Regions from separate parts of the Mus musculus genome. Here all the other regions are linked to region 2. A link is a loop called in an ENCODE intact Hi-C map of the cell type or tissue named here. Cell type or tissue: heart. All regions are shown on one strand. Links, peaks and the distances in the headings refer to the core of each region. The heading gives the core; the rest is flanking DNA.

The links. Peaks named below come from ENCODE experiments on the same cell type or tissue, not always from the same donor. Only the 100,000 strongest peaks of a DNase experiment are listed, where the experiment ranks them.
Region 1: a loop joins it to region 2, with 5 times the contacts of the local background. A loop is called at or near these places in 8 of 42 quality-filtered maps.
Region 3: it touches region 2 in a loop (7-fold over the local background); 25 of 42 quality-filtered maps call a loop at or near these places.
Region 4: a loop joins it to region 2, with 4 times the contacts of the local background. A loop is called at or near these places in 17 of 42 quality-filtered maps.
Region 5: it touches region 2 in a loop (6-fold over the local background); 33 of 42 quality-filtered maps call a loop at or near these places.

The regions. Positions count from the first base shown.
Region 1 is chr10:60,983,235-60,988,022 of GRCm38, reverse strand. No RefSeq gene overlaps it. Among named protein-coding and RNA genes, the nearest start is that of Mir466j, 25 kb to the right of the region's middle. In heart, for the core only: a CTCF peak has its summit at 2,589; no DNase peak of the experiment used is centred there; H3K27me3 peaks cover 324 bases.
Region 2 is chr10:60,777,812-60,782,599 of GRCm38, reverse strand. Unc5b (unc-5 netrin receptor B) reads left to right here. Exons shown (of 17, transcript NM_029770.3): 3 at 2,362-2,505; 4 at 2,829-2,932; 5 at 3,636-3,816; 6 at 4,265-4,432. Among named protein-coding and RNA genes, the nearest start is that of Slc29a3, 27 kb to the right of the region's middle. In heart, for the core only: CTCF peaks have their summits at 2,563, 2,762 (motif pointing left) and 3,864 (motif pointing left); DNase peaks (open chromatin) are centred at 2,769 and 3,822; H3K27ac peaks cover 1,478 bases.
Region 3 is chr10:61,070,048-61,074,835 of GRCm38, reverse strand. No RefSeq gene overlaps it. Among named protein-coding and RNA genes, the nearest start is that of Pcbd1, 17 kb to the left of the region's middle. In heart, for the core only: CTCF peaks have their summits at 2,085 and 2,288 (motif pointing right); no DNase peak of the experiment used is centred there.
Region 4 is chr10:60,832,906-60,837,693 of GRCm38, reverse strand. No RefSeq gene overlaps it. Among named protein-coding and RNA genes, the nearest start is that of Unc5b, 3.7 kb to the right of the region's middle. In heart, for the core only: no CTCF peak of the experiment used is centred there; a DNase peak (open chromatin) is centred at 2,533.
Region 5 is chr10:61,049,840-61,054,627 of GRCm38, reverse strand. No RefSeq gene overlaps it. Among named protein-coding and RNA genes, the nearest start is that of Gm20611, 21 kb to the right of the region's middle. In heart, for the core only: a CTCF peak has its summit at 2,182 (motif pointing right); a DNase peak (open chromatin) is centred at 2,193; H3K27ac peaks cover 476 bases; H3K27me3 peaks cover 893 bases.

The DNA.
Region 1 (4,788 bases), core at 548-4,547, 210 kb before region 2:
ATTGCATCATTTGAGATGGGAAGACCCACCCTAGATCTGGGCCATATTTTCTGGTGGCAGCCTACATAAAAGGACACGGAAGTCTAGCAGGCCCCCAGACTTTAGCATGACTGACACCACATTAGAGGTATGTGACCTTCTTGCTCTAAGCATATGAGACACCGAAGGAGAGCCCTTACACTGCAGCTTGATTGCAATCTGGGAGGCATCTGGCTAAGTCCCCTGGGGCATCGAGGGGGCGCCTGGTAGTGAACCAGACAGATGCTCAGCAAAGACTTGCTGATCAATGGATTCATAAAAATAGTGCTGACAGTGTTCAGGGAGGAGCCTCAGCTCATGAGCAGGCAGGAAGGATAAGACTTCTTTCTAACAACTGCCTGTGCACCTTGAGTACCCCAATGGGGTGGGCGGAGCTTCATCAGCCACACCCTGGGGCAGGGGTGAGCTTGCTGTGGAGCATCACTCTGGCAGTGGTACACCCATTTGCCATCTCAATCTTGGCCCTACTTGATGCCTACCATGATGGCTAATTTTGGTTGTCAACTTTACAGCTGGAATCAGCTAAAACCCAAACAGCTGGGCATACATTCATTGATTGTGTCATTTGAGATGGGATGACCCACCCTAAATCTGGGCCATATTTTCTGGTAGCAGCCTACATAAAAGGACATGGAAGTCTAACAGGTCCCCAGACCTTAGCATGACTGACACCACGTTCGTTAGAGGCACCATTCTGACCTTAAAACCCAGCATGCAGGTCACAACACCTGCCAAAACAGGAACAAAGTTCTAGCCCATAGTTCTGGGATCCAGACAAGTTCCTAGATGGATTAACCTTGCTTTTTGACTTCTGTAGTTTTGCTTCTTGCAGACTGAAGTGTGACAACCAGGATGTGGTTTTTGTGCACAAAAGACAAAGATCTGTAAAGCTCGGGCCTGTGTGATTTGACTAAGTTCCCTGTGCGACTGCAGGCTGGCAATATTGATTTTCTTCTTGGCTTTAAGACTGTCCACGTGGTGGCCTCTGGCGGGATTACCTTGAAACAGAAGAAGGATGTTTTTGCTTGCTTGCTCTCATCCTTGCTGACAAGTTCATCTATCCCATTGCTGAGGCATTCCTTCACTGGTATTATAACCCACGTCTTCAGGATTCCAACGGATACATCCAGCCTTGCGGACTGAACAGCACCAGATCTTGGTCTTTGGGTTGGGTGACAGCTATTGTTGAACTAGCCATTCCTCAGCCTCTAAGCCAGTTGATAAATGCCCTTTTCGTATGTGTGTGTGACCAATAGACAGACAGCTATGTAGATAGATATTCATGTTATCAGTTCTGTTTCTCTATAGAACCTTAGCTAATGTACTTACTGAATATACTGTTCATACCTGAGCTCCCAGGCGGGTGACATCCCTGAGTTCCAGTTCTTTACACAGAGCCTCAAGAGCTTTAATAACTTGTTCAGGGCTACTCTGAACAAGGTTTGGTACCCAAGTCTGCCTACCTCCAAGACAGAGGCTTCTGGAAAGATCTGGCAGATTAGGTCCAGGCCGGGGCTGGGCTGAGTGTTGAGGCCAGAGTTTCCTAGATAGTTCTGAACCAGGACAGAGAAAAGGTACAGAGCTGAAGCCTCAGCCTGTTACTCACTGAAGAGCCCCTTTACCTAGGAGATTGTTCGCATTGCCTGGCCAACTCACAGCTGGGGGGGGGGGGTGGCTCCCTTGCCAGGCCTCATTGCATGTCCATCCGTGAATACCAGCAACCTAGTGGGATGGGCAGGCCATAGCTCTGGTTAGGGCTTGTCTCGTCTATTGTAGAATGAATATCCACAGCGTGTCTGTTGACACTTTTGACTCCCACCCCCAGCTTCAAGAGCAAAAGGCTGGAATAGGTTTGTGTAGACTTATTTTGTTGTCTGAACATCCCCATCCCATTCATGATACATGGGCACCATGTGAGTCACTGAGGATTCCAAAAGAACTAAATGAGAAATGACAGAATTCCTCCCGAGTCCATAGAATGTGGCCTGCCAGTATCTGTGAAGGGAGTGTCATCTAGATTTGGGTTAAGAGGCTCTTTGGAGTGGGGGCTATATATGCTGTGCTCCAAAGATGATTGTTATACAGGTAGAAGCGAGACAGAGAGCTGACACTCATGTACTCCGTAGCTGCGGGGCTTTGGGCTAGCCTCTGCTCTTTTCTGAACTACCATGCTAAGAACCAGATGCAGGATGTGGCTGAAGTCAGGTGCCAACCAACTCCCTGTGCATCTCCATTGTCTACTCTGGACCAGAGGACCAGCAGGACACGACAGGTTAAGTAAGGTGTGTGCATGAGACACATACACCTCTCTTCTTCACCGTCACTCCTGTTCTCTGAAAAAAGCCCACAAAGTCTGGTGACCCTGCCCATATTGGTTCCAGCCTTCCCCTGGTTCCCACAAATCCCTCTACACCTAGCCAACTACCTTGTCTGTTCAGATGCTTGCATACGTGACAGATACCACGTGTGTGACTTCAGAGTCCCTGTTCTGCATCCCAGCCCAGTCTCTTCAAGCTTTACATCCGGGCAGCTGCAGGACCTCATTTCTTCCTGCAGGAGACGCTCAATGGTCACCAGGCAGAGCAAACTCCCCTATTGTTCTCTTGAAAATTGAGTCATCCCAAGGGCCCAGAAACCTTTCTGGAGCTGTCTGCTCCAAGGCCTTTGCCAGACGGCAGCTGGAAGCCGGTTAATATTCATTGAATCTCTCTGGGCGGCTGGGAACGCCTTTTAATTGCCTCGTCTCTGTCTAGCCCTTTATGGAGAAGGAGAATAAGAGGAAAGAACAATCAGTTATCTCGTTACAGATCAGGGCCCAGGAGGGGGCTCTGCTCCTCCATCCCATGGAGAGCAGGACCTCATGGGCTGGGGGAGGGACTGGCCTAAGATGTGAACTCCCTTCACCTTCCTGCCATGGCCCTTTCCAAACATACTGGAGAAGTTTTTCAGAGACATTCGAACTCAAATGGTCAGGATCTTGAGACTGACTGAGTTGGGGATACCTGGGGGACAAAAGAGAGATCAGAAGACACTGACTGTAGCTTCCAAGTCTCTTGCCTCTCATTGCTCCAGGGAGAACAAAGAACTAAGAGCTGGAGTTGAGAGATCATCTTATTGTCCATCCACCCATCTATCCACCCATCCATCAATCTATCCATCCATGCATCCATTCATCCACCCATGCATGCATCCATCCATGCATCCATCAATTCATCCTTGCTTCCATCCATGCATCCATGCATCTATCCATCCATGCATCCATTCATCCACCCATGCATGCATCCATCCATTCATCCTTGCTTCCATCCATGCATCCATGCATCTATCCATCCATGCATCCGTGAACCATTCATCCATCCATGCATCCATCTAATTTCCTACCTATCTGACCATCCATCCAATCACCTATTCTCCATTTCTACCTATTAGACACTCACTCCCTGTATTAGTTAGTTCTACCTGATAGGAACAAGGAAAGAAAAATTTATCTTGGTTAACAGTTTTGGAAATTTTGTTCCATGACGGGGGGGAAACTGTATGGTAGAGCCAAGCAGTCCACCTCCCATGGCTCGGAAGCAGAAGGAAAAGATGACTATACTCAGCTTTTATTCAGGTCAGGATGCCAGGCTTTGAGACGGTACAAGCCACGTTCATGGTACGTCTCCTCCCTCAGTTAATTCTCTCTGGAAACCCCCTCACGGACACACTCAGAGGTGTTCCTCACCAGCCTCCCAGGAGCTTCCAAATCCAGTGGATGAGGAACCTTCATATGCCCCAACCATTCATCCACCTTCTATCTGTCTGCCAGGCTAGGAGGGGAACGGCATGTACCCCAAGCCTATCATAGTTCTCAAGGCAAGTTTCTTTCTGTTATATCACTGAGTCTTTACAACTATTGATTCCTACTCTACAAGGGAGAAACTGAAGCACACAGAGAAGCAAGGGACTTGCTCAAAGACAGCGAGGTTAGGGGGGCTGGGAGATAGCTCAGTAGTTAAGAACACGTACTGTTCTTACAGAGGATCTGGGTTCAGGAAGCTCACAACTGCCTGCATCTCCAGCTACATCCGATGACCTCTCCTGGCCTCTGCAGCACCTGCGCTCATGTGCATACCCCCACCACATGCATACACATAATAAAAAGAAAAGGGCCCAGTGATCCCTGGGTGCAGTTGGGCACAAAGGTCCAGACTATGGGGCACAGGAGAGCTGGAATCTAATCCTGTGTGACAAGGGTCTGTGTCTTCTAGGAAAGAGGGCCTTTTAATTTACACAATAATCCCAGCCCAGAGGACACATTTTCCAATGCCCGAAATGCTGTGGGGTTTTGGTGACCCTGAGCTGACTTTCAGCTGCAGGGCATCTAGGCGAGCCACGGGCAGCAGCCTGGCCCTTGACCGTGGTCACGGGGAGCATCATGGGTATATGCTTTTCTCAGAAGTATAACAAAATATCTGGCAGAAGCAATTTGGGGGCAGGGGGTTCCAGCTCATGGTTTCAGAGGACAGAGTCTATCATGGAGGGAAAACATGGCTCTGGCAGAAGTAGGGCAGACTGTGACACAGCAGCAGAGTGTGAGACACCTGGGAACCCATATCTTCTTGGTCAGCATGTGGTACTGCCAGCTTTTCTCATGGGGCCATTCTGGTGCAATCTTACTGTGGTTTAATTTATGACACTGTTTGGGGGACTCACACACCCCTCTTTGTGTGTTCCTATGTATGCATGCTTTTGTGTCTGTGTGTGTGT
Region 2 (4,788 bases), core at 561-4,560:
GAAACAACATTCAAAATGCCCCAAAACCTGCAATTTCTGCTGCATTCTGTCAACAATCAAGTTTTGGTTTTGGGCTGGGGTTTTGTGGTGTAGGGTTGTGATCTCAGCTACTCTGGAGGCTGAGGCAGGAGCGTTCAAGTTTATTTTGAGTTTATTTTGGGACCCTATCTCAAAATAAAGTGAGAAGAGGGTCTCTGGGCCTATGGGTCGGTGGCAGAGTGTTTGCCAGTACTCACAAGGCCCTGGGTTCAGTCCCTTACAAGGTATAAAATAAAATATAATATGAAGTTGGCTGGCAAGATGGCGCAGGGTAAAGGTACCTGTTTACAACCTGAGTTTAGTCTCTGGCCGCACAAAGTAGAACTGACTCCAGAAAACTGTCCTCTGACTTCCAGATATGCCGTGACTCACGCAAGAACACACACACACTCACACACATACACATGTGCATGAGTTCACACACACTAAATGTAAAAATATTTTAAATAATACGATTTCATCAGCCAGTGGTAGCACACACCTTTAGTCCCAGCATGCAGAAGGAAGAGGGAAGTGGATCTCTGAGTTCGAGTACAACTTTGTCTCAAAAACTCAAGATCAGAGAGCCAGTCTCAAAAGACAAACAAATAAGTAAATAAATTAATAAGTGACTAGTAAGATTCGATTTGGTGAGAATTTTGGATTGCAGGCTGTGGGCGCCCTGTCCTATAAATATCACATGAATGATTAAACAATGTGTACTAGAATGCTGTCCAGACTAAAGGAGGGAAGGACCGTGACTGGATCTTAGGCTGGGAAGAGGCACGGGGCCCTTCCTCCTGAGGTGTGGCTCACGGTGCTGCCAGGTGGAGGCTCAGCCAGCTCTCAACCTCTCCCAGGGGATGGCAAGGGCGAGTGGCTCTGGCTTAGGGAAGGTCCCACCCTAAGCAGGGTGTGGGAGTCCTGGGTAAAAGGCCTTTCCCAGAACAGGGGGATAGCGAGAGGCATGTACAGATGTCCGCTGTACTGAGCCCAGCAGCCGGAGCCGAGGGAGCTTTGCTCCGGCCTGGCTCTGACTGCCCTCACCTGCTCTTTCTTCTCTTTCCTGTTTCCCTCCCTTGGTCACATCCGTTGCTCTCCTCTCCGTTTGTGTTTGAGTCTCTCCTGCTTTCTTCTGGCCCCCACCTCCAGACCCCCTTTTCTCTCCTTCAATTTCTGCTTTGCCTTGAAAAGCCCTGATCTCAGGCCCACCCAGATTGGAAAGCCACACCCCAGACAGCGCCTAACCTTAACCACCACTGGGTAAGCCGTGCTCCTGAGGAGGTTCAGCTGCAGGTGTGAGCTTGGTGCTGGGGGTTCTGAAATAAAAAGTCTTAAAATTCCATTCTCATCTAAAATCTGATAGGTAAAAGGATTCGAAGCAAAACAAAGCAAGCCCGACTGAACAGTCAGTGTGAATGATACTGGCCTGTCAACCCCAGGCCACACAGAAAAGACTTTCTCTTAACAAAACCAGAAGAGAACAGTCTAACCCACCATCCAGGCCTTATCACACTGGCTGTGTGACTGTGGGGCAGTCATACAACCTCTCTGGGCCCTGTGGCCTTCTTTCTCTCTATTAGCAGGAGGTCCCAGTGGGGAGGCCATAAGATACCATGAGCACAGTGCCCACCAGGCAGAGGACTAGTACCCTCTGGGCCCTCCCTGCCAAACACTTCTGTATTCTTTATGGATAAACACTTCTTACAACTAGTCCTTCTTTGGCCTGTGAGTTCCTTCTCCCAGTCACCACCAGCCATGAGTTCTAGTCCAAGCAAGAGACAGTTTGCCTGCTGTGGGCCTCAGATGATGACCTGTGCTGGCAGTAAACAGTCCCATGGTTCCTAGTAACGGTGACAAGCGTGGCTCTTGCTCCTATCAGGGGCATATTGTACCTGCTAGCCCTGGGATCTGGGGCTGTCGTCCCCATTAGCTATGTATAGTGACAGTGGTCCCTCAGCCCATGCGTGGGAGGACAGCGGTGAGATGGACAGGCGTACTTGCAGCTCCTGCCTGGATGAGCAGGTAGCGAACCTGCTGGTAACTGGAAGCGCCCAGGGCATTGAGGGCGCAGAAGAGGTCCAGACAGGAGACCGTGTGCAGTGGCCCGGCCCGTGGCTACTTGAGGAGGTCTGGAGGCTGTGTGGAGGACCTGGGTCTTTCTGCTGAGGCTAGCTGGGTGGTGAATGGGTCTGAGGGCCTAGAAGACAGTTACATTGCCCCGGGGAACGGCCGTAGATAGACCCAGATGGAAGCCAGTGGGATTCTGCTGGAGCGCGCCAGAGACTGGGGTAGAAGGGAGGCAGTTTCTTTCCCGCTGAAGACCCGTTCTCTCCCGGCCAGGCTTGCGGGTGCGAGAGGTGCAGATCGAGGTGTCACGGCAGCAAGTGGAGGAACTCTTCGGGCTCGAGGACTACTGGTGCCAGTGCGTGGCCTGGAGCTCTTCGGGAACTACCAAGAGTCGCCGAGCCTACATCCGCATTGCCTGTACGCCTCCTTGAGTATCCCACCCCACTTCCCCATAGAGATCAGAAAGAGAAATACCCTCCCACTGTATGCCAGACGACATGGGCTCCTAGACCCAGAGGCCAGGCCTCCTCAGGCTCCGGGGTTTCCAGCAGCCCTTGCCACCTGGGAAGGGAAGCTGGAGGATTCCAGGCGAGGTCCCAGAGTCAGGGAGGGGGACCCTGTTTCCGCAGGTGAAGGGCTCCTGTAAACAGTTCCATAGGCATGCCCTGCCCCCTAGTGGCCACGGTGGGCATTTCATGCTCACATGCTCAATCCCTTGATGTTCTTGGAACTCTTCTCAGACTTGCGCAAGAACTTTGACCAGGAGCCTCTGGCCAAGGAGGTACCCTTGGATCATGAGGTCCTTCTGCAGTGCCGCCCACCGGAGGGAGTGCCTGTGGCTGAGGTGAGGAGGGGGGCGTGGCCAGCCAGGTAGGGTATTTACCAGCAGCTCCAGACTTCCTGTGGTCCTGCCTGTCCTTCTGAAGCCCATTCACACCAGACCCCACCATCTCTCCATAGGTAGAGCCTCACAGGAAGGGTCTTGGTCTCTGACACCCCTACCTGACATACACCCAATAACCACACTTGTAGATACCACTGGATTTCCATGGGTGTGTCCAGGCGTTTATTCACTCCATCAGCTAGAGACCGTCTTCCTTTCTTTCCCCTCCCACATCCTACGCTGGTCTAGGCGTTGGGGGGGGGGGGCACGGAAAAGGACAAGCTTCATTCATGTCTCAGCTGTCGAGCCCCCAAAACCTGGTCACCTGGTCATTTCTGCTTGTGCCCTCCTAGGCAGTGAGTAAGGTGGGCACCTGATTGGCAGTTGCCACCTGCTGGGCTTTGATCTCCTCAGCAGCCCTGCAGTGTGGGCACGGCCACCGTTTAGAGATGAGAGGGATGGGGTAACCACCTAGGTTATGAACGCTGGTGTGGAGCGGAGCTAAGGACAGGACCCAGGGTCCTGCTGCTTTTAGGGACGTAGGGAGGACCAGACACTAGCAGCCTATGCTTGCTCACATTCATCCGAGCCCTGTGGGATGGGTGCTGTTCAGGTTCCATCTTACAGTTGGCAGACAATGAGTCCTCCCTGCCCTGCTCCACAGGTGGAATGGCTCAAGAATGAAGATGTCATTGACCCCGCTCAGGACACTAACTTCCTGCTCACCATTGACCACAACCTCATCATCCGCCAGGCGCGCCTCTCAGACACGGCCAACTACACCTGTGTGGCCAAGAATATCGTGGCCAAGCGCCGGAGCACCACGGCCACAGTCATCGTCTATGGTGTGGATGGGTGTTTGTGGGCATGGGCTGTGATTATCCCGGGTGCCCTCTGGTGGGAGCTCTCGGTACTGTAGGGGGGCCTGAAGCAATATATCCCCTCCACTCTGCCCCACCCCCACCTCCAGGAGGCCAAATCCCAGGTACCCAGCCACACTCTGGGTGACCCTGGTTAGGTGTTACCCCTCTACCAAGAACCCCATCACACACTGGGTAGACCCTCATTAGGTGTTACCCCTCTATCAAGTTTACTGCGTCACTGTACATCAGGCAGGGATGAGACAGTGACTTCCTAGGCCCTCTCAGGGGCCAACAGTGTCCTCTCAGTGCCCAGTCCCACAGATGAATGGCTCCAACCAGAGTGGCTGGGTTACTAAAGGTGGGTGATGGGCTGAAGATAACCTGGAGGCAGCCAGAGCCATGTTAATCATTTGATGGGCCATCCCTACAGTGAATGGAGGCTGGTCCAGCTGGGCAGAGTGGTCACCCTGTTCCAATCGCTGTGGCCGAGGCTGGCAGAAGCGTACTCGGACCTGCACCAATCCAGCCCCACTCAATGGAGGCGCCTTCTGTGAGGGACAGGCCTTCCAGAAGACAGCTTGCACCACCGTGTGCCCAGGTAGGAGCCACCAGCCCACCCGGGCTCTTCTGCCTATGGGATATGTATGGAGTTGGGACACTACCTTCTCCCAGTGGCAAAGAGCGCAGAGCCCAGGTCCTCAGGGTACTCTATGGTTTCTAGTTTCTGATTCTGTCCCAGGCTGCTTGGGAGCTGGGATCAGAGGCAGTGAGCTGCAGCTGGACAGGGCTGAGCCTGGCTGCAGGAACTGCCAGGGTCCTAGAGAGCTCCCTGCATGTATCTGTTGAGATGCCCATTGGCCACAGACCCTCATCCTCTCAGCAGCCTCCTCCCTGACTTATGTGGCCCTGGTTCTGGGTTCATCTGCCTGCGCTTTGGTTGTGTATGTGTGACCA
Region 3 (4,788 bases), core at 512-4,511, 290 kb before region 2:
GAATGGAGCTGAGCCTTTGAACTTCCATGCCAGGATTCTGGGCCTTGTGTCTGCTCCTTGAGCTGCCTCTCCAGCTGTGCTCCCTCTCTGTCAGCCCTTTCTCTGGCTTCCACAGTCTCCTCGGTGTTAAGTGCTGGGAAGGTGATTGCCTAGATACTCTGGGCACAAATGCTTTCCTCCCTGGGGGATACTGGAGTGTCACAGCATTCACCAAGCATCTGGGAGTGTCACCTGTATCCAGGGCTTCCTCATCTCTGCACTGCCTCCTTCTCAAGATGGAACCTGTTTGATTTAGGACTGGGACAAAGGACTGAGGTGCATATTTCACCTATCAAAGCAGACCTGGCCTCTAGGTTCTCCCAGCATCCCTCAGTCCCTACCTGGCATACCCTGCCCCAACCCTGAACTTTTCAGCTAGGGGCTGGGCTGCCCTTCCTCCAGAGGTTCTTCCCTATATAATCCAGACTTCATTTGGTCTCTCCCCTTTCTCTGTCTCTCTCTCTCTCTCCTTCCCCTCCTCTTGCTTTCTCCCCCCTCTCCCTTGGTGACTTTCCTGGCCTCAGCCCTTGGGGCCAGTGAACTCAAGAACAGCTTTCTCAATAAACCTGCCTTTAACATAGTCTAATCTGGCCTGAATGGGCTCATTTCACCAGCGAAGAAATAACCTATCAGAACCCAGGTCTTTCCACAGTACCTAAGGAGGGGCTGCTGCTCCCCAGGAGCCAGCTTCTGTCTGCTGTCTTTGCTCTCACTGTATATGATGTCGCTGTCGCCCCCCCCCCCCCCCAGCCCTCTGTTGTCCCCTCTGGTGCCTTTTCAGACACTCCTGCACAGAAATGGCAGTTCTGTGAACAGCTTGCCCTGAAAGAGGGCACCTAAAGCAAGCCCATAATGAGCTTGCCCACAAAGCCGCTCCAAAGCTGACCCCAGCAATGGAGACTGCTCCCTGGGAGACACTCTGTACATCTCCGTGGAGCTAGTGCGGTGAGGACTACAGGCCTGGGGCCTGCCTGTCAGCCCTGAACTGGCCACCTCTGGTCCCTTTCCTAGGCCACAAGCCTGGTACTCTTTCCCTCCTCTCCCAGCACCAATGTCTGTCACAGGGATGTGATCAGCAGAGCAACCAGGGCAGTGGTTTTCATTTGGGGTGGTGGCAGCTCTTGCTTCCTCAAGGGGACTGCTGCTGGTGTTGGCAGACATTTTCAATAGTCCTATCCTAGGGATGGAGGTGGTACAGTTTTCAGTGGGTACCAACTAAAGATGCTGCTAAGCATCATCTGGTAACAGGGTACTTCCAGACAGAGGCTGGTAAACTCTGCCTCCCACAGTGCCACCCAGTATGAGTATGATAGGAGCCTAGAGTGTGAGCGCTACAGGAATTCCAGTTCTCCAGTAGTTTCATTTAAAAAGAGCAAAGGGAAGCCGGGCAGTGGTGGCGCAGGCCTTTAATCCCAGCACTTGGGAGGCAGAGGCAGGGGGATTTCGGAGTTCGAGGGCAGCCTGATCTACAGAGTGAGTTCCAGGACAGCCAGGAATATACAGAGAAACCTTGTGTCCAAAAACAAAAAAACAAAAACAAACAAAACCCCAAAACAAACAAAAAGAGCAAAGGAAACATGAAATTACTTTTACCTTTTTTTCCTTTGAGACGGATCTCCTGCAGTACTGATTGGCCTCCGATTCACTGGATAGCAGGGGATGACTCTGAAGTTTTCATCCTCCAGCTTCCTCCTCCTTACTGCTGGCTCCCATCTTACTGCGGTCTGCCTCTCTCCCCGGGGTGCCCAGAGGAGAAGGGGCACAAGTGGCCGCAGCTACCAGATGGGACAACGCAGGTCTCGTTGTGAGAAACAGACCTGTAGGCAGAGGCAGGAGTATTCATGCAAGTTCCAGACCAGCCTGGCCTGCGCAGCAAGTCCCAGGTCAGCCAAGGCTACATAGTGAGTTCCTGGGTCAAAATCCAAGCAAGAACAACACTCACCACATGGAACAAAACACAAGAAAGAAAAGAAGAACGAGAGAGCGCCTTGGGGGCATATCAGATATTTACATTATGATCCATATAAGTAGCAAAATCGTCGTTAAGATGAACTATGACATACTTTCATGGTTGGGAGTCACCACAACACGAGAAACCGTATTAAAGGGTCTCAGCGTTAGGAAGCTTCAGAATCACTGATATTAAGCGCCCCCCTCCCACCCCCGCGCTGGGGCGCGGGTGGGAGGGATCAGGAGGATGATGAGCCCTGCTGTGCCACCAGGCGCCCCTGCAATGCTGCCTTCTACCAACAGGGGGCAGGGCGCCCTCAGGAAATGATCCGGGTTCTCTTCAACTCTGCAATCAAGGTGGAGCGCTGGGTGAGAGCTTTTAATGCTCAGTGGTCATTTTCTAAGCTTCAGGCCCTATGCTGAGATCTAGGTGAGCTACGCAAAGAGCTTCCATCCTTCGAAGGATATGTCCCCAGGCACGTGGGGGTCTCCACATCGGCAAAGACTCTAGCTGCAGGAAGCCCCAAGAAGTGTTTCCAAGCAGGGGTGATGTGTGGAGGGGAGTGTCTTTCTTTTGCTCAAGTGGTAAAAACATACTTTTATTAGTAAGAATGGAATGCGATTCTATAAATTTAACACTGTTAACCATCAATTTCTTTCCCACTCCCATTTGGTGTGTGTGGCTTTCTTTTCTTTTCCTTGTTTGAGAATCTTGTCATGCATCTAATGTGTTTTGATCAAGTCCACCCCCATTCCCTCCCATACCTATCCATTATTCCTTCCCAACTGTGTGTGTGTGTGTGTTTAACTCATCGAGTCCGTTCGGTGCTGCTAGCAGATGCCTGGTGGTAGGATTGTGTACCGGAGCATGGGCAGCCTCTCAGGTCCTGTGCAAGTAGTCACAGCCTCTCTGAGTTCTAAAAAAGCCCACTCCACAAGACAGAACCCACACCTGGCTCCATTATTAAGGCCAAGGATCTGTGGCTAGAGAGGTCACAGGCCCCAGAGGAGGAACTATCACTGTTATTCTGTGAAACCAATGGTTTTCAACCTTTCTAATGCTGTGGCCCTCCTAGTTCCGTGAATAGGAACTTCTCACGTTGTGCTGACCCCCAACCATAGAATTACTTTTGTTGCTGCTTCATAACTGCAATTTTGCTCCTGTTTCGAATCATAATATCAATATCTGTGATTTCTGATGGTCTTAGGTGACTCCTATGAAAGGCTTATTTGACCCCTAAAGGGGTCCCAATCCACAGGTTGAAAACCGTTGTGTTAAATGACATAGTATTAACCGACTGCTTACGACATCATACCATGGATTGGGGCATCCTTCAACTCTCATCTAGGAAGCTTTTTTTTTTGCAGTAAATGGCAGTTAACACAGAGATGCACAGCTGGTCAGTGCGAGGGACTAAGGGATTCTGGAGTGCCTAGCCATACATGGGGCATCTATACCATATCCCCTCCTCTCAAGACTCAGGGATTACAGTGGAAGATTGGGCAAAAACATTCTAAGAGCCAGGGCCAGGAAGAATTCAAGCAAAAAGTGTTTTCCAGACACTAACAAGTCAGCTGCACATGTGACATGTTTCTTGAGCTGTCCATAAAGGTCGCTAGATTGCCACTCATAGGGGAGGGGCACAGCAAAGCAGCCTGAGGAGGTAGACTGAGTCTGTGTGCCCAGGCCCAGTGGTACATTTGCAACACAACTCTAGTGTGTGTGTATACACGTGTACATGTGTGCATTTTGAGACAGGGTTTCTCTGTGTAGCCCTGGCTGTCCTAGAACTTGATCTGTAGACCAGGCTAGCCTTTAATTCAAGAGATCCGCCTGCCTCTGCCTCCTGTGTACTGGGATAAAAGGTGTGCACCACCACTGCCTGGGTACAACACAGTTCTTGAATGTAAGACTGGGGGATCATTCAGGATGAGGGGTGTGGAATATTGCAGAGAAACAGGAAGTTTGATGTGAGATTGTGTCTGCCAGAAATGTCAGAGACGTTACAGACATGAGGTCTCTGTAACTTGGCTGCCTAAACATGACCTGAACAAGACTGACATCAGTAGACACACTAAAACAGAAGGGGAAAACTCACAGGGCCTCAACCCCGTAAGAAGGACCACAGCAACCAAGGGATGCTGAGAGCAGGGGAAATTGTCTTCCCCAGGGAAGAGCACAGCAGTTGGTTATCCAGTACCAAATGCTCATCTCTGACAACATATGCAAACATGAGATGCGAGCTGAGCAGGCTGTATTTGTATATTTAGGAATGTGTGAGCTTTAGCATGTCCCTTTATTTGTCTGAGTTTAGACTAACTCGGCCTTGATCTGAAAGGAAACCCCGTGCACGTGTAAGGTAGGAGGCTCTCTAGGTAGCACCAATTATTCAGGAAGCAGGGCTCCAGAAGGCTGAAAGCTTTGTGTGTGTGTGTGTGTGTGTGTGTGTGTGCGCGTGCGTGAGCGTGCGCATGTGCCTGTATGTGTTAGTGTGTATGTATGTATAAATGTGTGTGTTTGTGCATGTGTATATATGCATATGTATATGTATGTGTGTATGTATGTACATGTATATATGCGTGTGTTTATGCATGTGTGTATATGTGTGTGAGTGTGTGCATATGTGTGTGAGAGTGTGTATATTTTGTGTATGTGCATATTTGCATATATGTATATGCACATGTGTATGAGTATGTGTGTATATTTGTATGCATGTGCATGTATATATGTATGTTTTTGTTCATGTGTGTGTATGTGTATGAGTGTGTATGTGCATGTGAGTATATGTGTGTGTATAC
Region 4 (4,788 bases), core at 454-4,453, 55 kb before region 2:
GCTGTCAGGGATTCTCCTGACCCCGCCTCTATCTTGCCACCGGAATGCTGAGGTTCCAAATGTAGGCTGCACAGTTGCCTATACATGGGTTCTGGGGATGCAACTTCAGGTTCTCATGCTCTCCCTTCAAGCACTTGAGCCCCTGAGCTGCCTTTCAGCTCCCTGGTTTCCAGTTTAACTTGCTCACATCTAACATCCACCTCCAAGAACATCCTAGGTGACCAGCGAGAAAGCCTGTCCTAAAAACGTAAGGACACGGGAGTTTCCACAGCCCCGCAAATCACACAGGAAATGACCATGCTTCTTCTGGCTTATCACAGTGATTGACAGCTAATTCATCTGGCACTCCTGGCTGTAAGGGCTGAAACTATCCATGTGGTCATCAGCCACTGTCCTTATCTTTGAAACAATAACCACTCCTGAGCATACCAGTTTGTGCTGTGCTCACCATTGTGTGCTGGGGAGTCCACGGAGACTGGGATGACCACGGAGAGAGACTGGGGAGTCCACGGAACTCACAGCATCTAAACCCCAGCTCTCCACTACCTCCTTCACCACCTCACAGCTTCTCCTACTGGTTCCTTATTCCAGACATGTCTTCCTCCCTCTAGGTATCCCCCAAGTCGACTCTCTGTAGCCCTGGGACAAGGTTCTCTTTTTGTAGGACCACTCGGTGGCCACCACCCTCACTGCCCACCCCACCTCAGATTACTGTGACATACAATCCCAACGATGTTCCCGGCCTTCTGCAGTCAGTGAGCAACCCTGAGTCCCTGCCATCTCCCTAGTATTAGACCTCAGCTCTGGCACACAGGACTAACTGGCTGGAACCACCCCTTCTGGTCTCTTCCTTCCCTAGTATGTGATCGTGCAGCTCACACACACACACACACACACACACACACACACACACACACACACACCTGCCACCTCTCCTCAGGGCCTTTGTCCCTGTGACTTAGTGCCTGGAAGCCCTCCTTTTCCCTTCTCCTATTTGGCCCCTGGGTATTATCTGCCTCCCCCACCCCCACCCCAGCATCCCAACTTTAGGGCGGTGAACTCACTGGGACATGTCAAAGGCATGCTTGCCCATAATCAGAGCCCACTGTACAAGCTGAAGTGCTATAGCTAGGGAATATCAGAACCCCCTGTTGGAGACAATTATGATGGGCAAATACCAGATGGGAGACATCTTCCAAAAATACTTAGCCGATCATCCTCAGCTGCCAGGGTCATTGGAAATGAGGGTGGAGTGCTGAGAAACTGGCACAGCCAACAGGACCCTAGGGAGTCGCCATGAGACAGGTCCTGGCTGAGACCTCATCCCAGAATGAGGCTACAAGGCACATGCCAAGGTAACTTGGTTGAACTCTGCTTCTTCATAATGTACCATCATGGGCTCACCACATGAAGTAAACATTCCATATGTGTGTTAGACATAACAAAGGGGACTTCCTAGGGGGACATGGGGAAACTTTCTGTATCGTGCTCTAAATTTTTCTGCAAACCAAACTCATCACTAAAATAAAGTTTACTTTCATAAATTTGTCAATAAAAGAATTTTGAAGCCAAGTGTGATGGCCCTGGCCTGTAATCCCAGGAATTAGGTGGTTAAGTCAGGAGGATTAGAAATTCATGTCTAACCTGGGCTACAAGAAACCCACTCTCAAAATAAAAAAAAAAATTAGAGACAGTGTATGTATGGCTCAGGGCAACTTTTGGGAATCAGTGTTCTCTTCCCACCCTGGTGGGATTCTAGGAGTGAACTCAGGTCTTCAAGCCCGGCACTGAGCCACTTCACCAGCTATCTTTATTTCTCTACGTATTGTGTATGTTATCCGAGTTCCTGTGTGTGCACATGTGTGTGTGTGTGTACACCCACGTGGAGCCTAGGGGATCATGTCTTCCTGAATCACTTTCTACCTTATGTTTCTAGAGAGAGATTCTCACTGGACCTAGACCTCCACAGCTTGCGGTTGACAGGACACACCGCACCCTGGTTTTTACTGGGTGTTCTGGATCTGAACTCAGGTCTTCCTGGGTTTGCAGCAAGCACTTTACTGCCTGAGCCATCTCTCTGGCCCCTCATCTCAATTTTTTAAAAGGTAAGTTCCAGCTTGTGATCTACTCTGTCAGGGTGGGACTCTCCATTGCCCTCAACTTACTATCTAGGTCTCATTGCCTTCATCTGTGAATGGGGTCCCCCACAGCACCATGTGTGTGGCTAGCATGTGAAGGATTTAGGCCAGGATCAGCATTGAATATGCTAATATTATGGCAAATTGAAGGACTTCAACCATAGACACTTCCTTTTCTGCAGCTTACAACTGACTTAGGGTTCTTCTGTCCCGGACTAATCAGGAGAAGCCTCGTGAACATTATTCTGAACTATTCCCACTCACAATCCCGCATACCCCCGACTTTTATCACCCAGGGGAGAGAAATATCTCTTGGGAGAAGAGTGGACAGAGACAGTCAGTTAGCCTACTCTGCTTGCTGCGGCGCCAAGGAAGCTGAGGCTGCAGTGCGCCGCCTAGTGGCATCCGCGAGCATGGCCAGTGCTGGAGATGCCCTGTCCAGGCTGCTAGCCACTGTTTCAGGGAGCCCCAAAGGCTGCTTTCAAATTATAATTGTTACGAAATAGGGAGCTGTTACTCAGCTAGCTCAGAGTGAGTATGCATATTCCTTTTAGTCCTGAGAAGTGGTGATTATTTCCTTTTTGCAACGGAGGGGACTGAAGCCCGGAAAGGTTAAGTAAGATCTCTCAGCAAGCAGGTAAGAACAGCAGGGAGTCGGGATGGGAGCAGTGGTTTGGGCGGGGACCTGGGGCCTGCATCCATCCTCTGGGGTCCACCTTCCAGTCCTACACGCTATCATGTTAAGAGTGGTCCGGTCCCCGAAGCATCTGCAGCCACCATTAAGGGTGAAGACTGGCCCAAGCTATCAAAGCAGTTGTGCCCCAACAAAGGCTTCCTGCCTCCAGCCTTAAACACTCCCCTCTCCTGGTACATCCCAGGACATCGCCGCAAAACCTCCAAGACATGCAGGTAGAGCGTTGAGACTCCTTCTCAGGGCCATTGTAGGCGTTGGATCAACAGCCTCTCTTTTTCTCTCGCCTCCTAATGCATCTGACTGTGTGCAGGAAATTGTATTGACATGCCATGATAAATAGGAAAAAACGGAGGCCAGCCTTGGCAATCCTTGTTCTTAACTAGAAGTAGCGCCCCCTCCCCCTGCCCTGACTGAGTGCCAAGGCACAGGGTATGACGATGCTTCTGGAAAGTTTTGTACAACGTCTCCACTGTGTTACTGCTAGGGCTGTGGGGCCTTATACATGGGAGGGACGTGGTCATTCTCAGTTGAGGACCAAAGATGAGGTTCCCTGAACTACCGGGGTTAGTGGGGCGCTGGGGCTTGCTGCAGGTGGCTGAAAAATCTCCCTGAGATTTAACATACGTAGGGCCAGAGGAGATAACGGAGATTCCTTCAAAGGGCTGACGCTAGTTCCAAAGAGACAGACCTCCATGAGCAGATGTTAAGAGGGGAGAAATTGGCTAATGGAGAAAGGCAGAAGAGACAAAAGGACAAACAGTCATGAAAGAATATGAATCCTTTTAAAAAGATTTATTTAGGGGCAGGGAGAAAAAAAAAAGAAAAAATATTTCTTTTATTTTATGTATAGAGTGCTCTATCTGCATATACACCTGAGTACCAGAAGAGAGCACCAGACCCCAGGATAGATGGTTGTGAGCCACCATTTGGTTGCTGGGAATTGAACCCAAGACCTCTGGGAAAGGAGACAGTATTCTTAACCACTGAGCCATCTCTCTAGCCCATGAATCTGTTTTTTTTTTTTTTTAAATCTAGTTTCCACTCTGTTATAGTGTGTGTGTGTGTGTGTGTGTGTGTGTGTGTGTGTGTGTGTAACTGAATAAAAACTGTACTTGACAGTAAAAGTTCAGAGCCCCAAGGAGGCCCCACGGCCTCAGACTGGACATTCTAAATACAGAGATGTTCACAGAGACAGATAGAGCCCAGAAGCAATGGCGCAAGGGTTAGAGTGGCTGCCGTGAGCTAGCTGTGTGATGCTTTTATTTGTGAGTTAATTAGAATAAAGTCGCCTTTGCTTTTTTAAAATAGAACTTCCAGACTGAAGGGTGGGTAGGGGCTAGGTAGGAAGAAGGGAAATACTTAATATTCTTGCACCCCTTTCACCCCAGAAGGAATTAAGCAATGTCTAAAGAAAAACACTTTCTATCCCAGTGGGGGAGTGTGAACCTGAGGCATCCACTGAGCTCTCAGGCACAGCACCCTTGACCTCATCGACCGGGTCTCCGGTCTGAACATGGGATGTGAGTGTTGGTACCCAGGCATCCCAGGCGGGTGTTTCCTGCCAGTCTTTAAATATCCAAATACCTGTTTGCCTTTCCAGTCAGATGTCTCTGTGTGTGCGCCTGGAGCTATGTTTGGGGTTTTTAATCTCACAGGCTTTGGTCTATGGGTGTTTTTCTAGGTGGATGTCTGTTTGTACACAGGGTGTTTCAGGAAAGGTCATCTTGCACCTGTGCGTCTCTGTTGTGTATTTACTTGTGTGTTCCTTTGCAGGTATGTGTAACTGTCCGAGGGGCGTGTATCGCTGCGTGCTTGCGGTCTGGAATGGGTGGAACAGGCTGGGTGTGCTCAGCCACTGCTGTTGCTCATGCTGTTCCAGGCCAGGATAAAAATAGCCCGTTTACCTTTGCCCACAGAAACCAAAGTCCTGCCTTGGGCGTTCACTCCACCCGGATT
Region 5 (4,788 bases), core at 407-4,406, 270 kb before region 2:
CACCTGTCTTCTGGAGAGATGGAGGACCCTGTGCCCTGTTAGCAGATGAGGTAACTAAGGTAATTAAGTGGAGGGGAAGGTGGAGACCAATTCCAGGTGTCCCCAGCTCAGATGCCAGAATGTTCTGTATGCTGTCACCTCTCTCTGTCCTACTCTATCCCCTGCCACCTCCCTCCCACCCCCCCAGCCACCATGACCTCTGCTCTCTGGCTTCCTGAGTTCTGTGGGGCCTCCTGGGAAGACTCTTTCCAAGCGTGTGTGCGTCCTGTGGCTACAATTAATCATGGAATCATTAAGAAGCCATCTTCCTGGTTGGTGGCACCATCTTCCATCTTTCGGCCCTCACATTCTGGTGCCCCTCGGTACCTTCCTCTTGAGGCTGCCTGAGGGTGGATACTACACAAGCCAACCAAACATGGCCCCATCCTCCAACAGAGCGCACCTGACTCTCCCTCTGCTTTTTTGGGGTGGGGTGGGTGTTTCCTGGTTTCTCTGCCGGGAGCTGTGGGTCCCTTTGTGATCCCCCCTAGAAACTGCTGCCCGCGAGCTCCTGAGGCTTACCCCTAGCGAGAGTGGTCCCATCTGAACCAGCAGGACAGCTGAGGTTCTTCACGAAGCCCTTGCTTCTGAGCTTGCCAGCTCTGCCACTGTGGCCATGGCCCAGAACCCTCCGCACTGAATGGGCCGACTGGTATTTCTTCCTCACTTGGGAGCCCTGGGGACACCCTCATTCTCAGTGTTCCCCTGAAGCAGACACAATGGTTGCGGGTTGGGTGAGTCTTCCTTGTTCTATTGCTAAGCCTGCTTCCTGGAGAAGGAGCCAGAGTGTCTCCTGCTCCCTTCCGGATTCAGGGCTCTCCTCTTCCTTCTCCTGCCCTGGTGGCTTTTGGGATGAACTAGATCGTGGCCATGTTCTCCAAGGACATGTCTTCTCTTGCATCCCCCTCTCTGTTTCCCAGGTAAGATTATCAACTCAACATGGCAGCATCGCTGTGACACCTACTGTTTACTCTCTGCTTCATGGGGGTTGGGGAAATAGCTCGTCCGGGGAAGTGCTACCTGCACAAGCTTGGAGTTTCAATTCCCAGAACCCATGGATGCAAAGCCAGGCATGTCTGTAAACCCCAGCTCTGGGGAGGCAGAAACAAGTGGATCCCTGGGACTGTGTGACTGGGCAGCTTAGCCTACTTGTCAAGGTCCTGGCCACTGAGAGACCCTTCTCAAAAAACCAAAAACAAACAAACAAACAAAAAAAAACAAGGTATACAGTTGCTCTCCCCTGTCTTCCATAGTTTCTCTGTCACACACACTTTACACAAATACCCTATCTTCTGGAGTTTCATTTGCCCTGTGGACGTTCCATGACAATAGCGGAGCTGTCAGGAAACCTGGAGATAGGTCCAGACATGAGAGTGGGGAGCACAGGAGCCTCTGTTTGTCCTCGCCCACGCGATTAATATGATGATGCCCTCTGGGGCCAGGGGCTAGTGGCGGTGATGAGTGGGGTCTTGTGTTGGAGGCAGGGGTTCTAAGCATAAGATTTTTGGCTTGAACAACTGGAGAGAGAGGGTTTCAGGGGATAGGAGCCTGCTGGAGGTTTAAGCTACGGTTAAGCTCCAAGGGTGAGTGGGACAGTTGAGTCTGTATTCCTGGGCCCTTGGGCTATGACTTAGAGGTGTTGGTAGGCATGAAAATGAAAAGTTTTAGCATTAGATGAGCTTTGAAAAGACCTACAGAGCCTGCTCAGCGTGGAGCAGTAGGGGCTTCTCTGCCAAGGGCGAAGGGCGGATGAGGGAGGAAATAGTGGCTGGTGCCTTGGAACACCAAGGAGAGGAGGGAAGATGGAAGCTGGGGTCTTAAGGAGGCATAAAGAGTCGCAGGAGTACGGGTTGGGTTATCTCAGAGAAGGCTCTGCAGACCACCAGAGAGAAGGGCCATTTCACTCGTGGGCAGGAGGGAGCTGTTGATGGTGAGGATAATTTGACAGACATGACCGCTTAGGCCCAGTGATTAAATGAATGAGAAGAGCTGAAGTGGAAACTAGGCTTCCATATGGGCCTGTTTTGGGGTTCGCCTTGGACTTTAGATTCTTTTTTGGTTAAGCGGGGTGAAAATATTAAGAACCCACCCAATAGAACACGTCTGTGAAGTCTAGGTGCCATAACCTGTCATTCCCATTATGACCACTAGGTGGCAGCCAGTGCTCGGTTGCCCTGGCACCAGCCCTCCTATGATCCGAACAGGATTTGGAGAGCAGGGACTGGGTTTAGGACTGGCCCATCCCAGCCTACAGTTTTGATAGGGAATCTTCTCTTTATCCTTCCACTACTTCCTTGGAGGCTCCAGGGCCATGTTCCCAAGGGGTGACATCTACTGCTGGCTACACGGGGCTTCTTTCTGACGTAGCTCTCTGCCAGGCGCAGAGTACAGGAGACGTACGCACAGCGTTGCTAGAGGTGGCAAATAAACGCAGCATTTGGGACACAAACACACTCCATATTGTTCTTCGTAAATCTGAAATTAAAACTCATCTAGCCATCCTGTTGCAGTGGTATGAGTGACTGTCACTCCCTTGTACCCAGTGGCGTGCCAAGGCTTGAGGGCTGACAAGGTCATCCCATGGTCACCTGCCCTGCTTGTCTGTCTGTCCATCCTTCATGAGGATGAGCCAGAACTGAGGACACAGAGACCCCTAACCACTGCTCTCTCCTGATTCCATCTTTCCAGGTCCAGCCCGTCCGGCTTCTCTGAAGCCTTTGCAGAACCCAGTGGCAGAGCTGGCTGTAGTTTACCTTCCCAGCCTACCCTGGAAGAGAGGAACTCACCTGCACAGAGACACTGTCTGTCTCCTTCCCAACTAAAGAGCATGTGATTTCAGACCCGGAAGGCCAGCTCTGGGGTGCTCCCTAAAGGCCCATTCTCTTTTCTCACTGGCAGACACCAGGTGTGGAGACTGAGTCCCAGAGAGGGACAGTAAACAGTCTGCAGACACACAGCATCCTGCTCCAGATCTGACCAGTTTCCCTGCATCCTTTAGGTTCTGACTCAACCTTGGCTCCTGAGCAATGTGTAGTACCTTCTGTCCCCCCGGAGGTCCTCTTAACAAGCCCCAAACCAGGCCATTTGCAGTGATTCCCTCCCTGGGTCCTTGACGACGGAGCCTTGTCCACCCCGCTCTACTCGAGAGAAGATTCATGAGGCAGGTGAGTTGGTTTAAAGGGACCCGGAGTCTTTTTATCACCTTGATGGCCTCCGTGGATTTTGTCTCAGGGAGTATCCGAGAGACTTTAATTAAATCAGGAGCTCGGCCCCCACTGGTGTGCCTGCTGCTTATCAGTTTCTTTAGGCCCTGATTCATTACCCAGGATTATTTTTTTTCATCCCTGAAATAATCTTTAAAGGCCTTCTATCAGGGAGATTAAAGCCATAAGTCACACATGTCCTCGTGGACGCTTTGTTTTCTCTGCCCACGGGCAGCATGAAGCCACCCGAGGGCCCGTGCTCTGGTGCCATCCCGGGGTGGGGCGTCCAGCTGCATGGAGGATTGGTAGAGCTGAGGGTGCTGGGCTGGCTGGCGTGGGCAGGAGCGGATGAGAGAGAGAGATGCCCTGCTTTATGAATTGTCTTCCTTTCTTTAACACTCATGTGTCACCTTTGTCTGGCCTTTCCCTCTTCTGGGCTGACCAGAGCAAAACAAATGAGGTGTCTTCGGGAGCAGAGACAGGTGACCGGGGACTTCATCTTCCTTCCTTTCTTGTTTCTTTGTCTGAAGTTAGAGAAGCAAGGTTCTTTTCTGATGGTAGCAGCCCTGATCCCACTTTCAACTGTGGATCTCCCCTAAGGCAGCTACCTTTGAGGCCTAGAGGTCTCATCCACCCCTTCCTTGTCCCCCTGGGCCCTTGGCAAGGAATGAACCCTTGAGTTTGATCTCTAATGGGGACCAGGGACACCACAGGTATGGAGAGAGAGGGCAGGCTTCCTGGAGAGGTGATGATGGAGACTTGGGAAGCTTGCATCTGGTTCCAGGAAGGGGAACAAAGTGGATCCTAAGTACCAGACCTCAAGTTCTGCCTTGTCTCTCTGGGGGAAGTGAGGGCGTGGAGGAGGGCCTCTAGCCTTAACAGATCCTTTCATCCCAAAGGAGGCCTGTGATCCCTGCTGAGTTCCTACGGTGCTGACCACATGGCAGGGGTCCCCTGTCTGTCCTCACTGGTGACAGGTGGTTGCAGTGACCCTGATGTCCCTTTGACAGTGGCTGCTGTGTAGGTGGAGGTTGGGTATTGGGTGGAGTTTAGGGACATCTCAGAGAAAGGTCCCAGGTGAGTCTGAGCAGGGACTTTTGTACCTTGACAGGAGTCACAGACAGCCTTGGGACTCCTTGTGTGGATATACAGAGCTGGGTTAAGGGATCCAGGAACTGGGGAACAGTGTGAACCCCTTGCTCTGAGCACAGGAGATATGTCTGACCCTCTGTACCGAATACTTCTTCTTCTTCTCCTCCTCCTCCTCCTCCCCCCTCCTCCCCTCCTCCTCCTTCTCCTCCTCCTCTTCTTCTCCTCCTCCCCCTCCCCTCCTTCTCCTCCTCCTCCTCTTCTTCTTCTTTTCCTCCTCCTCCTCTTCTTCTTCTCCTCCTCCCCCTCCCCTCCTCCTCCTCCTCCTCTTCTTCTTCTTCTCCTCCTCCTCCTCCCCTCCTCCTCCTCCTCCCCCTCCTCCCTCCTCCTCCTCCTCCCTCCTCCTCCTCCTCTCACCTACCCCCCTCCTCCTCCTCTTCTTCTTCTTTGTTTTTTA